3 separate regions of the Mus musculus genome follow, and all the other regions are linked to region 1. The links are chromatin loops, found by intact Hi-C in ENCODE. Cell type or tissue: left cerebral cortex. All regions are shown on one strand.

Region 1 (5,000 bases):
TGAGGCTGACTTTCAGAGACTGACAGCTGAAGACCTCAGTGGACAACACTCTCAGACCCTGGGGCGGCCATGTGTCTTGAGGGAAGAACCTGAATGGAGGGTGAACTCTATTTTGCAACAGCTGCGTTTTTTTGTGGCCTCTACTTTAGCTCCTACCTCCTGCTTGAACCCCTGCCCCGGTGTCCCTCAATGATGGGCTATAACCTAAGAAACCCTTTGCTCTCAGGGCAGTTTTTTATCACAGCTGAAAGATGGTGAGGACAGAAGAAAGGGAAGCAAGCAGAGAGGGAGCAGACAGGGCAGGCTGGAATTAACTGAAGCACAGGAGCACGTTTTCCCACCCGCAGGACCAAAAAATGGTGGAATGTTATCAGCAAAGCCACTCCCAGAGATAGCCACTCCCTGACATTGCTTGCCTACCTTGGCCCCTTGAGTCAAAAGTTGGAGGTCACTGTAGAAGAAAGCCACTGCTGTCAGGACATGAGGCGAGCACCAGCAGTCTGCCAGGCCAGGGGAGTCATAGCAACCTCCAGGAATATTTGACTCCTCTGCCCGGGAGTGATACTTTCAGATGTCCACAGGGAGAGTACGTCACATGGCCCACCATGGTAATGGTTTTGGGACTAGGTGCCAGCCTTGTTTCCATCAAGACAAGAGAAAGGGTGCTGTTGAGAACTGTTAAGGAACACTCACTACATCTGTGTGAGACTGATGTTTTAATGTGCCTCAGTTTACCAATCTGTATAGTGGGAAGGACAGCACCTATCCAGAGTGTGAGAAATGATGTGAACGCACATACAGCATTCTGGCCATTGAGTGAGCCAGCACTGGTGACATCCTGGCTCTAATCTGAATCGAATAAATGTACGGGACCTGACATAGCTCCTTTGATTCTATTATTTTACTTTATAACACAAACACATTATGTATGTTTTTACGTCTCAAACATAACATTAAATGATAAGGTATGCACAGTTGACGTTAGGCGTGGTTGACATTCTTAGACTGATTTCAAATACGTAAATATACCAAAATACTAAAAATGTGGTCACTCTGGTGGGTGATGGCTCCGGTGACAAGCTGACTTGTGTGCAAGCATCAGGACCTAAGTCTGGATCCCTAGCACCCACGTAAAAGCCTTATGGTGGCTTTGTGTCCTTAACCCCAGAACAAAAGGGGTGGGGGCCGGAGCAGGATGGAGACAAATGGATCCTAAAGCTCACTGGCCAGCCAGCCTACTGCTGAACTGCTGAGCCTCAGGCTCAGGGGGAAATCCTAACCCTACTCCCACCCACACCAAAAGGACCAATAGTGTTTGCATCTCAAATGCTCTGTCTGGCTTCTGACAGGTGAGGTATTCCATGTCTCATTCAGACACTGTAGCCTCAGAGCCTGTAGCAGCTCCAAGCCAGCATTGTTACTTTTGGCCTCCACACCTAGGCATACTGTGTACAAATTCCACCCCCACACAAATAGATACATTTTTAAAGTTGTAATGGCCAACCACAATGACTTGTACTGACTTGGAAACTCTGGAACATCAATCTGATTAGTTCAAACCAGACGTGGAGTGTGAGTCACCCAGATAAATCACCAACTCTCTGGTCTACTTGGGGAGTGATGGGGGGATGGCCTATGCCTGGACTCACCGCGTAAACAAAAGTCACCCTCATTTACTAACAGAGAAGATCTATTTCCTGCTGAGCACTTCTAGTAGGGGCTTTGGGGCAAAGGGTCAAATACGCTCTGCTGGAATCTGCTTCCCTTCCCCATCAGGTTTGGCGCTGCAACAGGCTCTCCCTGGCTACAATGTCATCTGAATGAGACTCTGAAAGGCCTCACCTGCCAGAAGCCGGACAGAGCTTTTGAGATGCAAACCCTATGGTCCTCAGAGATGAGAGGATGAGAGAGAGAAGTCACTTTCAAAGCACTGCCTGCCCCCTACTATACACTCGCTAAGCATACACTGCTTGCTCAATCTGCTACGAAAACAGAATTCTAAAATAAGCTGTAGCCTGCTCTCTCAAATTGGAACTTAGAAGAAGACGGATTGGTGTATTTGAGTTAGCTTCATCCTCTTGCACGTACACCCTCCGCCCCACCCCGTACCCACAAGGGCAGCACTGGTTAACAGAACCAGTTAAGGACGGGAAAGACAGACACCGATAATTACGAGGGCAGGCTAGAAGCTGCATGAAAATAAAATACACAGAAGCCAGCAGATGGCAGTTAATCATAATTTTTCCTGCAATTTCTATTAATTGTCGAAGATTCTTCATTCTGTCTACCCATAAGACGAATGATACGCTGATATGGCATAATAAGTAATGTTTCCCCTTTGAGATATTAAATAAGCGTGCTACATAAAGGTTCCCCTCCCACATAACTAGCCCCAGACCTGATTTTTCTCATGCATGTATTTATCATACTATAGCACGCCATGCATATGCATGCCCATATATCTGTACACTCCCCGGCACGCTGCATGCTTGATCAATGTATAATGTTAAAGCCAACGCCCGGGTTCATCTCCAGAAGCAAGACTGAATCAAGGAACTGTTGTTCCTAAAACAGTGCCGAGAAACAATTTAAACCACGTTGTCTGACAGAAATAGCAATGCAAAAATACCTTAGGGAGGCCACTGGGGCAGTTTCCTCTAAGGCTCTTATTACAAGCATTAACAACGTGCACGACCCCTTCCTGGCTGCTGTCCCTCACCCGCCAACCCTTCTAGCCTTTCCCCTTCCCTTCCCTCCCTCTCCCTGAATTTCCATACTGCCTTTCCTTTCCAGATGTCTAGTTCTGTCACTCTGCTTCTCCTGTTCTCTCTCTCTCTCTCTCTCTCTCTCTCTCTCTCTCTCTCTCACACACACACACGCACACACACACACACACACACCAGCCCGCATGTCCCTGGTTTCCTGAGTCTTGCAGGGACAGATGCTGTACCAGGCAGGGTTCTTGATTTCCAACATTACAAATCGACTCTTAGGTAGAAAAAAAAAAAGGAAAAATTATTGGAGAGCACTCAAGTAGTTCACAGAATCGCCAGGAAGCCTGGGAAATTTGGCTCGGTGAACAGGCACGAACCAAAGGATTTGGCACCAAAGTGCAGAGCCAAGGTCACACCATTGAAAACTACCCAGTGGGACTGCCACCAGCATCCAGCTCACCAGTCACTAATGACCACCGCTGACAGTTGACTCTGCGGCGGGATGGTCTACACACCTGAGACCTTTCCTTGGCTTCTCCCGTTCCCAGTCTGGGCTTCAGACCCAATGCCAAGGCCTAGAGGGCGGGCCTTGCGCACAGCTTTCCAAGAGCAGAGCTATGGCTCTGGCTCAGACCACAGCAGGGTCAGGGCACACAGCCCAGAGGCTGGGCGGCTTAGCAGAGTGCAGGACACTGTGAATCTGGAGGGACACTGGATGACACAGGCCAGGTTAAAATCGGTAGCCTCCCTCCACCCTATAGGTTTGGAGATCTGCGCTTCCTAGCGGAGCGGGAATAACTCCGGGGAAAGTTATTTGGCTGGACACATCAGGATTAGTGATCCCAGCTCTGGAAAGATAATGTCTAGTGAGATCCTGCTGCCGCTCAGGCCCCTCCCCGTCCACTCAGTCGCTTCTCAGTCTCAGTCCCAGGCTGAGCAAGGGGCTACAGCTGGGATGTGAACGCTCTTTGTTCTCCGGTTCACTTAGCCACCCTCCATTGCTGCTCCGGAGGACCAGAGGACCGCTCTCTTGACCTCCCACATTTTAACCCTTAATGGAGACTGGTTTCTTTCTAGGGACCAGATTTGCAACCAGATTCCAGGTCTGGCCACAGGCTTTGCTCTCTTCTGCCAGCTGTTCCCAATTAGGAGCTGGTTTAAGCAATTTGAGTGTCTGAGGGTGTCAGTCAACAGGAGTATTTGTTAGTATTTAGTTTCCCTTAGGATCTTAACCCCAGAACTAATGGATTCTCTAATATCCTGAGTTACGAGGTGATTTTTGTAGGTTTTCCAAGAAAGGAGAATAAAATATATGAATAAAATCTCTAGGCAGTGGGCCTGGCGGCCCCTCCCAGTACATGGTAAGTGATGGATGCAGTTCTCTGAGTCATCCTGACAGGACTCTGATTTTGCCTACCTTCTTGGGTCGTGGTGTTAGCTCAGTTCTCATGCATGTTTTAGTGAAGGGTCTTTGTGTGAATCTTCCTGACTTTTTTTTTAAGGTAGGGTTCTGGGGGAGTTCTAGCATAGAGTGAAAAAAGGACTACACACACCTATATTCACTTGGTTTCGGTTTAGTGTTTGAGCATCTATTATAGCCCAAAGACTTGATTATTCTAGAATTGCAAAAAAGTCACAACTCGGTCCTATGGATCTCTTCCAACAAATGGCATTTTTTTTTAGAAGATCGAAGACCAGCCTTTGGCTACGTTTGTTGCCAACTGTTCAGAACCGCCATGACTGTGGTGATTATATAAACCAGATGGCTTTTAGTTGGTTTTGTTATTATTTTTAAACTCTGCAGACTAATATCCCCTTCCTGCCTGCACCTGGCTGGCTTCTCTCCCCGGCTCCTTCCAGGAGTCACCACATTCACTCACTCCTTCAGTTGACAGCAGCAGAGAATTGGCCGGGGAATAAATGTCACTGGCAGGAAAGTGCCATAGATAAGTGGATCTGTAGTAGCCACTCTCTGTTGCTTCGACTCTGTGTTTGGGGGGCTATGGGAGGCCCCCTCCATCTACATCAGGCTGTTCCGTTAAGTACAGATATATACTCTGGGGCCAGTAATCTCTCCTGAAGACACATGTCCTTGTGTCACACTGTGAGCATTTATAAGTCATCTCCTTCCGTCAAGTTTGTGTTATATACTGTCTTAGGACCTCCAGTGGTCTCACCGCAGGAGTGTGGCTAAGAATTGCTCTTCCTGAAAGCATTGTTCCCGGGAGTCAATCAATGAGTGAACACTCGATAGATTACTATACTGGCTGGTTTTGTATCAACTTG
Region 2 (5,000 bases), 100 kb after region 1:
GGGTGTCGGCTGACTGGGTACAGATTCAGTGGAAAATAGCAAATGAGGCTTAAAAATATCTGAGAATGAGTCCTAGGGGCCTTGCATTTGGGGCACAGCCAGGGGTGGCAGGAGCCCGAATCCTGGTGGGACTGGAGAGCCTTAGATTGTACATCGTTCTTTAGGTTAGAACTTTGCGTTACTGCCTCAGTGGGAACTTTGGAGGTCTTAAGCTTGCTTGGTATCCCAGAGACAATCCTGATAGAAGGGGACACTGAGATCTTTCTTAAAGACTCCAACCTCCTGGATTACCTGTTATCGTCCCCTTGTCCTGTGGAAAAGTAAGGGTTCTGACCCGGGATGTGTGGCTTCTGGCCTTGGCAGCTCCCTCCCTCCCTCCCTCCCTCCCTCCCTCCTATTCTCCCTCCCTCCCTCCTATTCTCCCTCCCTCCCTCCTATTCTCCCTCCCTCCCTCCTATTCTCCCTCCCTCCCTCCTATTCTCCCTTCCTCCCTCCCACCCTCTTTTCTTCCCCCTTCCTCCCTCCCTCCCTTCCTTCCTTCCTTAATTTCATCTTATTTTTTAATGTGTAGGGATATTTTACTTGCATGTATGTCTGTGCACCACATGTGTACAGTGTCCTCAGAGGCTATAAAAGGGTATTGGATTCCCTGGAACTGGACTGAGAGATGGTTGTGATTGCCATGTGGGTTTTGGGAATTGAACCTAGGTCCTCTGTAAGCAGGCAGGGCTCTTAAGTCTGAGACACCTTGGCAGTTTTCTTAAGGCAGATACTTGAAGAAGTGGTTTACACACTTTGAGAAATACTCTTACAGGGTCCTTCCTGCTCAACGCCAAGACTTGATTTTTATTTCAGAAGCTAGCAGGATGGACGATTTGTTGGAACGCGAGTGGTCCTTGACTTGTTCCTTGGACAATTCTTATGTCGTTGTGTTTTCTCTTTCCCCACTTCAGAACCAGAATACCAGGTCTACCTGAACGCTTCTAAGGTCCCCGGGTTTTCAGACGACCCCACGGAACTGCAGTGCCGGGTGATAGACACGAAGCGTCTGGAGGCCGGTGTCCGACTTACCGTGTCGTGGTACTATAGAATGACCCGTCGCAATGACGACGTGGTGGCCAGTGAGCTTCTCGCAGTCATGGATGGGGACTGGACTCTGAGATATGGAGAGAGGAGCAAGCAGCGGGCCCAGGACGGAGAGTTTATTTTTTCTAAGGAGCACACAGACACATTCAATTTCCGGATCCAAAGGACTACGGAGGAAGACAGGGGCAATTATTACTGTGTTGTGTCTGCCTGGACCAGGCAGAGGAACAACAGCTGGGTGAAGAGCAAAGATGTCTTCTCCAAGCCTGTCAACATATTCTGGGCCTCAGAAGGTGGGGACATCATCCTGTCACTGCTCAGTTTGGTTTAATTTCTTAAGTCATCTGTCCATGTTTGTGTAGGCACCCTCACTCTCCGTTCACACTGGAAATCTGTGCTCATACACTAGGGAACTGGAACCACATGGCCCTTTGGGGACATGGGCCTCTGCCACTCACTGTCCTTAGCAAAGCCTTGCATTTCCTGAACCCCAGTCAGTGTTCCTTTTTCTTTCTTTTGGATGCCAGCCTCCTCTCTGAGGACAGTTGTCCCAGAATCTACCTCAGTGGCTGTGTTTTCTTCCCACATTCCTTGAGTAGCTGGGAATAGAGGAGTCAGGCACCCCCTTGTCCCTCTGCAGTTTCTACCATTCCCCACCAGTCCTGAAAGACCCCTCTCTGCCCAGGGCCACACCTCTTCCACCTGCCACTCATCCTGATTGACTCCTTGCTCTTCTGCTCATCTGCTGGAGCTGCTCGCCTTGGTTTCATGGCCACTTTTGTTACTACTCCTGTCTGGCTAGCTGTGTTGAAATCTTCCTGGGAGCTTTCAAAAAAGAAAAGAAAGGATCCCAGTAGAAGTTGTATTTAAATTGGTCTGAGGTGTGTGCGGTCTGGACACTGGGATTGAATCCTCTAGAGGGGCCACTGTGGAAGACCCTAGTGTAGACAACATTTTCATTCTCAGCCCCCTGCCTTTGTCTCTAAGTATCACGTCCTCTGTCCCTTTTGGTCTTTCACTCCCAATTCTTTTCATCTGACCCGTTCACTTCTGAAATCCAGCCCTCCATAGCTCAGTGTCACTGTCTGGTTCTCTAAGATCACCGGCTCCCCAGATCATTCCCTTTAGTGCTTCAGCCTTAGTGGTTCTGTCTTCTACCATTGTCCTTCCTTCTTCCTGGGCCTTTACTTCTCTCTTACCAGAAAGTCCAACATGGACCTGGAGCCCGTCCTGATACACGTCCAGGGCTGGGGGTAAGGAGAGCTGTTTGATCATCTACGGATATCCAGCCTAAGTTCCCAGCCAATCATGTCCCTTCTTTGCTTTCTTAACTCTCTTTCCCTGGCTTGGTCTACCTTATATTCTGCTTAAAACACTACCTGATTCAAAGCCAACTTTGCTGTCGCTTTGGCTGCATATGCAGAGTTAGATGCAGTTGAAGGAAATAGCTTTCCAACAGTGAAGGTCTCACTTCAGATCTCCAATCTCTTCTGTCACGTGGGCTCTCAACATTGAGAGTCATTCTGGTTTCCTTTGTGTGTTTACTTCCCCACTCTCCTAAGTGATAATTGCACACCACCTGCTCTCTGAAAACCTCCTCCCCCAGCCTCTGTCGGCTCCATTCCCTATAAAAAGATCATCAAAGGAGAACTTGTATCTGCCATGTTCAGCATTGAGCCTGTTACTTGCCCGTATGTCTTAGCAAAGGTTAGCCCCTCTCACAGCTCAGACACATGCCCCACCCCCTTATATCATCAATATTCTCTCTCCTCTGGTCCTTTCCCATCAGCCTGCTAACACTGCTTTAGAGAAACCGCTTTTGGTCTATTTCTGTTTCTTACAACCTTGCCCACTACTCTGCCCATTTATAGCGGTGGATTCGATTTATCTATATTTAATATCTCTCATTTCTCCTCCAGTTCTCTGTGGTACCTGCTCCCCAACCCCTTAGTCACATGTTGATATTGCCAAAGATCAACACACTACAGAACCCTGTTTGTCACTTTCCTTCCTGGGCCGGGACAGTTTCTCCCTTGCAGGAATGCTCTGGCTTTTCCCACTGCTTGTGGGAAGCCTTTCCGGGCCCTGTTTCCCTCCTCACTGCAGTACCTCAGCCTCCCTTCCGTACTGCTTCCTACTCAGTTCCCACTCAGGACACATCAGGACACAGTCCCTGCATTCCTGCTTAACTTGCTCAGCTTTAGCTTCACAGGACACATAGCAGGGGCTGACTCCCAACTGTGCCCGTGTGTGCCCGCATGCCCCAGAACTTCGCCTTCACTGATATGGTGCCTTCCTGCCTAGCAAGCAGCTCTTAAGTTGCTGTCCAAAATGGAGCCTCTGGCCTCTGCCACCCATCTTCTTCCACCTTTAGTTGTTGACCTAAACCTTTACCTCTGACTCCTCACTTTTGCTTTGCTTTGCTTTGCTTTGCTTTGCTTTGCTTTGCTTTGCTTTGTTTACCTGCTAGGGATTGAAGCAGAACCTTATGGAGTGTTATGCAAGCCAGCCACATCCTGACCCCTAACTTCCCTTTTTGGTTGTTGTTTGATTTATTGGAGGCCTGTCTTGTTTTGAGAGGCAAGGTCTCCTGCAGCCCAGTTGTCCTCAGATTTACTGTGTTGTCAAAGATGACTGAGCTCCGATCCTCCTGCCGCTACCTCCCAAGTTCTGGGACTGCAGATATCACCATGCCCAATTCTAACTTCTTGAGACCAGTTTAGAGTCTAATGGCCTCTCATGCTTCAGGCTTATGAGCCCAGTGTTAATCTCTCATCTATATTTACATCACCAGCCTCCTGTCTGGTCTCCTTGCATCCACCCTTAACCACGCCCTTAACATCTAATCAGATGGTGAAATTCTTCCCCCCATACCTTTATAGATACCCTATCTCCGAGCAAAGCCCAGAGTCCTCTCAGTGTCCTCGAGTGTCCTGAAGACTGATCACCCTCCCCCACAGCTCTCCCTGCTGCCTACTCTACTGAGCGCCTCTGCCCTTCCCATAGCTCCCCTCACTACCTGACAAGCTCTGTAGCTCACCATTTGCTGTCTCCTCTGCCTAGGCAGCTTTCCCACCTCCCTCGGGTGCTGAGTCAAATCTTAGCGTCCTGGTGGGACCATCCTGGGCCACTCTGTCTATAACACTGCACCCTTTCTCTTATGTGGTCTCATGCTTTCTCTTTTTTGTCGGTTGTTCTTCTGTGGTTGTTCTTACATTTTTACCACCTAAACACACTATGTGTTTTATCTACTTGTCTTCCTCTACTAGTATATAAAAATGAAGGTCCTGGACCTCTACTGTTTTATTCCCAGTGTCTATGATATGAAGGCTGTTAGTAATTATGTTTAAGTCATGAGTGTATGACCAAACTCACAGGAGAATTGTGAACGAATGTGTCTGGCTCGGTAGAACCTCAGAAGCCGTCATCTCTCTAAAGATGGTGTATCACACATGTTGTGCTGCTGGGTTTGACAGGACAAATTGCTCCCCAAATCCCAGCATAAAATTCATAACTGAATAGATTCGGGGGTAATTACTGTACTAAAAGTTCTTTTTAAGGAATGGGCATAATTCATTTTATCTTTTAATAGCTACTTGAGTTCCTTCCATATGACGTTGTGCCATTGTGATTGATGTAACCTAATATATACATGCTTAGGGATTAGTATTTGACAGAGAAACTAATAGGACATGCAAACCCACTGGTAGTGTCCTTATAGACACCAACTCAACATTCTGAAAACCACCTCTCTGTGGTTAAACGTGTAAACTAGTTAGAGGTGGCCATGTCTGCAAATGCAATTGTATTTATTAGATTATATATCATATCTATCATAATTGACACAGGGTTGGGCAGAGAAGAGCCAAGCTTCCACACAGGCTAGCCCAAGGAGGCCTACTACCCGGGCAGTA
Region 3 (5,000 bases), 180 kb after region 1:
GACTTAGCCCATAGCCCCAAGAAAGCTCTGAGGAAAATGTTCCTTAATGCACTAGCCGTGCTTTTTGGCTTCTGTAGTTCCACTTTGTGCTAACTGAAGTGTGCTGACCAGGATAGAGTCTTTGTGTGTAAAAGATAAAGCGCTGAAAGGCCTGGGCTTGGGGCTGCAGGGTTTGGTCAAGTACCCTGTGCAGCAGCTGGCTGGCAATAAAGACTTTCCTTTTGTCTTTAAGAGTATGGTGGTCTCTGGTGGACTTATCGTACAGTGATTCAATAGGACAAAGAAGTTAAAGGCAGAAAACATTGAAACAGAAGTTAAACTGTCTTTATTTTCGGGTGACTTGATTACATTTTTTTGGGAATCCCAAATCAGATACTAGATCAGTACAGAAAATAAACTGTAGTCTAATATCAAATGACTTGGAAATCATACCTATAATAGAATAAAACATCAAATGCCTTGAAATAAATTTTTAAGAATCCTATATTTAACACTATAAGTAAGATATTGCTGGGCTGAAAAAGACCTATTAGTGAGTCTATTTTCACAGTTAAAAGACTCAGCATCATTAACACGTCAATTATCTTTGAGTCGATCTACTGATGTGAAGCAGCTGTTAACAGTGCAGGGAGACATTTTTGGTGTCGCATCTCAGGGAAATGCTAGTGAATGAGAGACCAGTATTCTCTGAACACTCTGAAATGCGTAAAACGGCAACCCCCAAAGGATATACTTTTCAAGCCCCAAACTTCATTAGTGTCACACTTAACGGAATCCTGACTCAAATCCCAGATACTTTTAGGTATCAATATGCTCATCCTAATGCTAAAATATGTATAATGTATATGTAAAATACGTATAAAAATACATAGTATTTGGGACCAAGAAGACCATGTGTAAAAATAAAAGGTTGAAGGAATTACATGATCAGGTTACAGGAAATTCTGTAAAATACAATAATTAAGACCTGAAATGTGTCTACATATAAATAAAGAACCAATAGAGAAGAATTGGAGACCTGAAGTAAATCTACACAAATGTATTTACCCGATTTCTACTCTCGCTGCGACTTTACTGAGGAGAGAATACTTCTTTCAGTGAATTATGCTTGAGTAATTAAAAATAATACGTAAACACTACCTCACACTGTACATGATAAAATGATAAAGATCATTAAAATTAAAAATTGAGGATCAAATAGGTGACTGACATTGCATAATTTTAATATTAAAGAGGAATGGTGAGGTACATATTTTTAATGAGCGTCCCATGGTTCTGACTGTGTGATGAGGTTTATATTAAGAGCCAAGCGTGTGGAAGTTGCTGACAAAGTCCCTTCTCTCAGCAAAGAGGGAAGCGAAGTGTACACTTACTTCGTTGAGCAGATACCATGGGTTTAGAAGGATTGAATCTCTGTGACAACATGGTGGAGAAAATGGCATCAGTCAGAGTTCTCCAGAGAAACAGAAGTGACGGGATCTGAACCGAGACGTCAGAGGAATTTTGTTTTGGAAATTGTTTCACACAGTTACGGAGGCAGTGAGATCTCTAGAACAATGTTTGTGGACCAGAGACCCTGGAAGCAAATGGTGTGATTTAATCAGCACCCAGGGGCCTGAGAAACTAGGGGAGCCAGTGAGGTGATTCCTGCACTGGGGTGTAAGGCCTGAGAACTGAAGGGCAAAGGCACAAAGGCCTTGCAGCCTCAGGCATCAAAAGTCTTGTATTCAAGGGCAGAAGATGGACATCACCTCAAGAAGAGAGGATTTGCCTTTTCTCGGGCTTTTGTCTATTTGTGCTGCTAACACAACCTGTAACTACCAACCTGGAGACTGATCTTTTTATTTAATTGGTTTTTTTTTTTTTAGATTATTTTATTTCATGTGTATTGAATGTTTTCCCTGCATGTATTTATGTGTACCTCAGGTGTGCATGGTGATCATGGAGATCCAAAAAGGGGTGTCAGAACACCTGGAACTGAAATTATAGATGTTTGTGAGCCACCTTGGGAGTACTGGGAATTGAACCTGGGTCCTTTGCAAGAGCAATGGGTGCTCTAACCACTGAGCAAACTCTCTAGCTCACAGGGCTGATAATCTTTATGTGGCTTGCTTGCTCATTTTCTCCCTGCAGCATCCTTCCAGACATAGCCAGGAACAGTATTTTATTAGTTATCTTGGGCATTCTTTAGCCCAATCAAGTTGCTGCATAGAATTATCCATCACAACTGTAAAACAGGGAGACAGTTCTGTCTTATGATCACTGAGGATCATGACACCCAAAGCAGTGCTCCCTCTTCTGCAGTGTGCAGAGACTCTGCCCACTCATGAACAGAAACACATCAGTAACACAAGAGTAACAGGAGCCCCACTGGGGCAACAGCAATGATAGGACCTAAGTGAGAGGTCTTCTCGCTCTTAAGAGGTGACATTGGCTCAGGGAAGCTGGGGAGCCCTTTGCACTCAGCACTAACTTCCACAGAGTCTCTTTCAGCCCAACACTTGTCGAGAGTGTGGTCACTCAGTGTGACCTTATGAGGGAGTTTATACAGACACAGGAAGATGTATTTTGTGATGGTCTCCTGTCACTGAAGGCAGACGCTACAAATTCTCAAATCTGTCTTTAGGGAGTCTTTGCATTGTCTTTAGGGAGCCTTTGCATTGTTTCCTGGCCTGTCTGGCAGCAACTATTTGTACCACCCTGCTGGTCACGAATAATGGAAGGTTCTCTAGTGGCCATTGCTCAAGATACGACCTGCTCAATAAAAGGCTGCTCATAGCAGAATGACCTGCGTTTCCTTAAGCATTGTTCAGATGCCCGCCAAGCCCTACAGCCGACAAATAGCAGTTCTGTGCCTGGCGAACAGGTCGACTGAGGGAACAGCTTGAGAGGAGCTGCAGCATCTGAAGGGAAGCAGTGGGGCTCAGCTTCCAATGTGAGGAAGGGCTGTCCACTCTGCCCAGCGTCAGCTCCTAGCACGCAGGCGCGTCTAAGTGTACCCGTGGTGCTTGAGTGAGGAAAGGCATTCACAAGGCATGAAATAAGGAAGCACCAGTCACTATCCTGCTCCCATGTAGTCACCTGCCCTGTTCAGCAGTTTGTCCCTCCCCTCCAAAGGCATAGTAAACACAGAAGCCCTCACCAAGGAGCTCATTTCAATAAGACAGAGTGAAGCTACTAAGTACTTCTACTCACCAACCACTTTGACTTTTTGCCCTTTTTAGATCCACAAAATATAGGTAATGTCTCTGACCTGACAGGGCTCAGGTGAGGCTTCAATGAGAAAGACGTGAGGGAGTTAGCGTTCCTTCCTTTAGGGAGTAGTCGTCCCCACCAGCTCCTTGTGTGACGCTTTCTGCACCTGGAAGGGAAACACCAGCTACCTGTGTTCTAACTCCTAACATATCCTGGAGAGCAAGGCGTGGGATCTGAACACAAGCCCAGATGCAGTCACAAAATAGGAGTGCTGCCCTGTTCTCAGCTGTGGAGGGCTACCAGGGCAAGGGGAATAAAGGAACTTTTGGATAATGTGGTCTGGGCACTTTTCAGTTAAATGAGAAGCCAGTGTGGTTTAGTCCAGGGGTTCAAAGCAAAGATATATAAATATGTGGAGAATAATGAGGAATGGAGTCACTGGAGAGTTCTATACTTGTATTAATTAGCTAATTCAATTTATATGTAGATTTTAGTGCAAATGGCACATTCAGAAAACATTGTATGTGGAAACATATGCTGTGGTAGTTGGTAAACAATTAGCTTGGGAATTTGTGTTGGTATGCTCTGGCCGAGGGTAAAACACCAGAGGCGGGTGATGGACATCACAGAAATTTATTTTCTCACAGTTCTCAAGGCTGAATCCCGGATCAAAGTGCTGATCCGTTGTCAGCTGAGGGTGCTTCCTGGCCTATGAATAAGACATCTTCCTCCTCAGTGTGCTTTCTGACAGGGAGAGCGATCCTTTCTGCTCATGTTCTCTTTGTCTCTGTCTGACTGTCTCCTTGTCTCTGTGTCTGTCTGTCTGTGTCTGTCTGTCTGTCGTCTGTCTCTCTCTGTCTGTCTCTCTCTGTCTGTCTCTCTCTCTCCCTCTCTCTCTCTCTCTCTCTCTCTCTCTCTCTCTCTCTCTCTCTCTCTCTCTCTCTCGTAGGCATTTGCATGTCGAGGCACACTTGTAGACTTCTGAGAACAGCCTTGGACTTTGGACTCTGCCTCCCATCATGTTGAATACAAGGTGTCTTGTGTGCAGCTGCACAAGCCAGAGGAGCTGGTCCCCAAGCTTCCAGGGACTCTCCAACCCCAGTTTCCTATCTCACAGTAGGAGTATTAGTATTACAGATGTGTGCTACTGCATCTGGCATTTACTTAGGTTCTGGGGATTCAAACTCAGGTCTTCACACTTGCGTGGTAAAAGCTTTACCCACTGAGCCATCTCCCCTATTGTGTCTTCTGGTAAGGACATTAATAATCATCTCAAGAGCATTAATAATTGTCACCTTCAGAACCTCATCTAAATCTAATTACCCCCTAAAGCGCCATCCTAAATATTAATGTTTTGGCACCAGTGCATGAACTGTGGGGAACATAATGCCATAGCAGAATTCTTGAGATAATCAACGAACGTTTTTCCCGTATTTACCATACATGAATGTTCTTCAAGACTCAGAACATTTTTCAATGAAGAAAAGTTATTTAAGTGCTATAGGCCTGGTATGTTTTATTGTATAAGCACACACGCGCACAACACACACACACACACACTGTGTAATCTTAAAGCAGCATCAGTTGAATGAAGTGAGCTCAATTTCTCCACCTGTCACTTAGCCCTGCTCCAGCTCTTCCATGAGAAACAAGCAATGCCTGAAGTGGCAGGCATAGTGTCATCATGAAAAAGTTTAAGAATGCAGAGGCATTGCTTAAGGATGCGTGCAGAGCTCTGGGTAGGGACAGAGAGCCAGGCTGTGACCCTGCCCACCACCACCTCCCAGGCATCCAGGGACACTGCT

Evidence for each region. A loop is a pair of places that touch in the nucleus more often than their neighbours do. Peaks named below come from ENCODE experiments on the same cell type or tissue, not always from the same donor. Only the 100,000 strongest peaks of a DNase experiment are listed, where the experiment ranks them.
Region 2: it touches region 1 in a loop (1.8-fold over the local background); 2 of 42 quality-filtered maps call a loop at or near these places.
Region 3: a loop joins it to region 1, with 4 times the contacts of the local background. A loop is called at or near these places in 14 of 42 quality-filtered maps.

What each region holds. Positions count from the first base shown.
Region 1 is chr3:101,160,433-101,165,432 of GRCm38, reverse strand. No RefSeq gene overlaps it. Among named protein-coding and RNA genes, the nearest start is that of Ptgfrn, 53 kb to the right of the region's middle. In left cerebral cortex, a CTCF peak has its summit at 2,228 (motif pointing right); DNase peaks (open chromatin) are centred at 1,598, 2,078, 2,553 and 3,112; H3K4me3 peaks cover 642 bases; H3K27ac peaks cover 759 bases.
Region 2 is chr3:101,057,016-101,062,015 of GRCm38, reverse strand. It overlaps Ptgfrn (prostaglandin F2 receptor negative regulator), which reads left to right. Exons shown (of 9, transcript NM_011197.3): 5 at 954-1,379. Among named protein-coding and RNA genes, the nearest start is that of Cd101, 30 kb to the right of the region's middle. In left cerebral cortex, no CTCF peak of the experiment used is centred here; a DNase peak (open chromatin) is centred at 2,598.
Region 3 is chr3:100,979,995-100,984,994 of GRCm38, reverse strand. No RefSeq gene overlaps it. Among named protein-coding and RNA genes, the nearest start is that of Ttf2, 13 kb to the right of the region's middle. In left cerebral cortex, no CTCF peak of the experiment used is centred here; no DNase peak of the experiment used is centred here.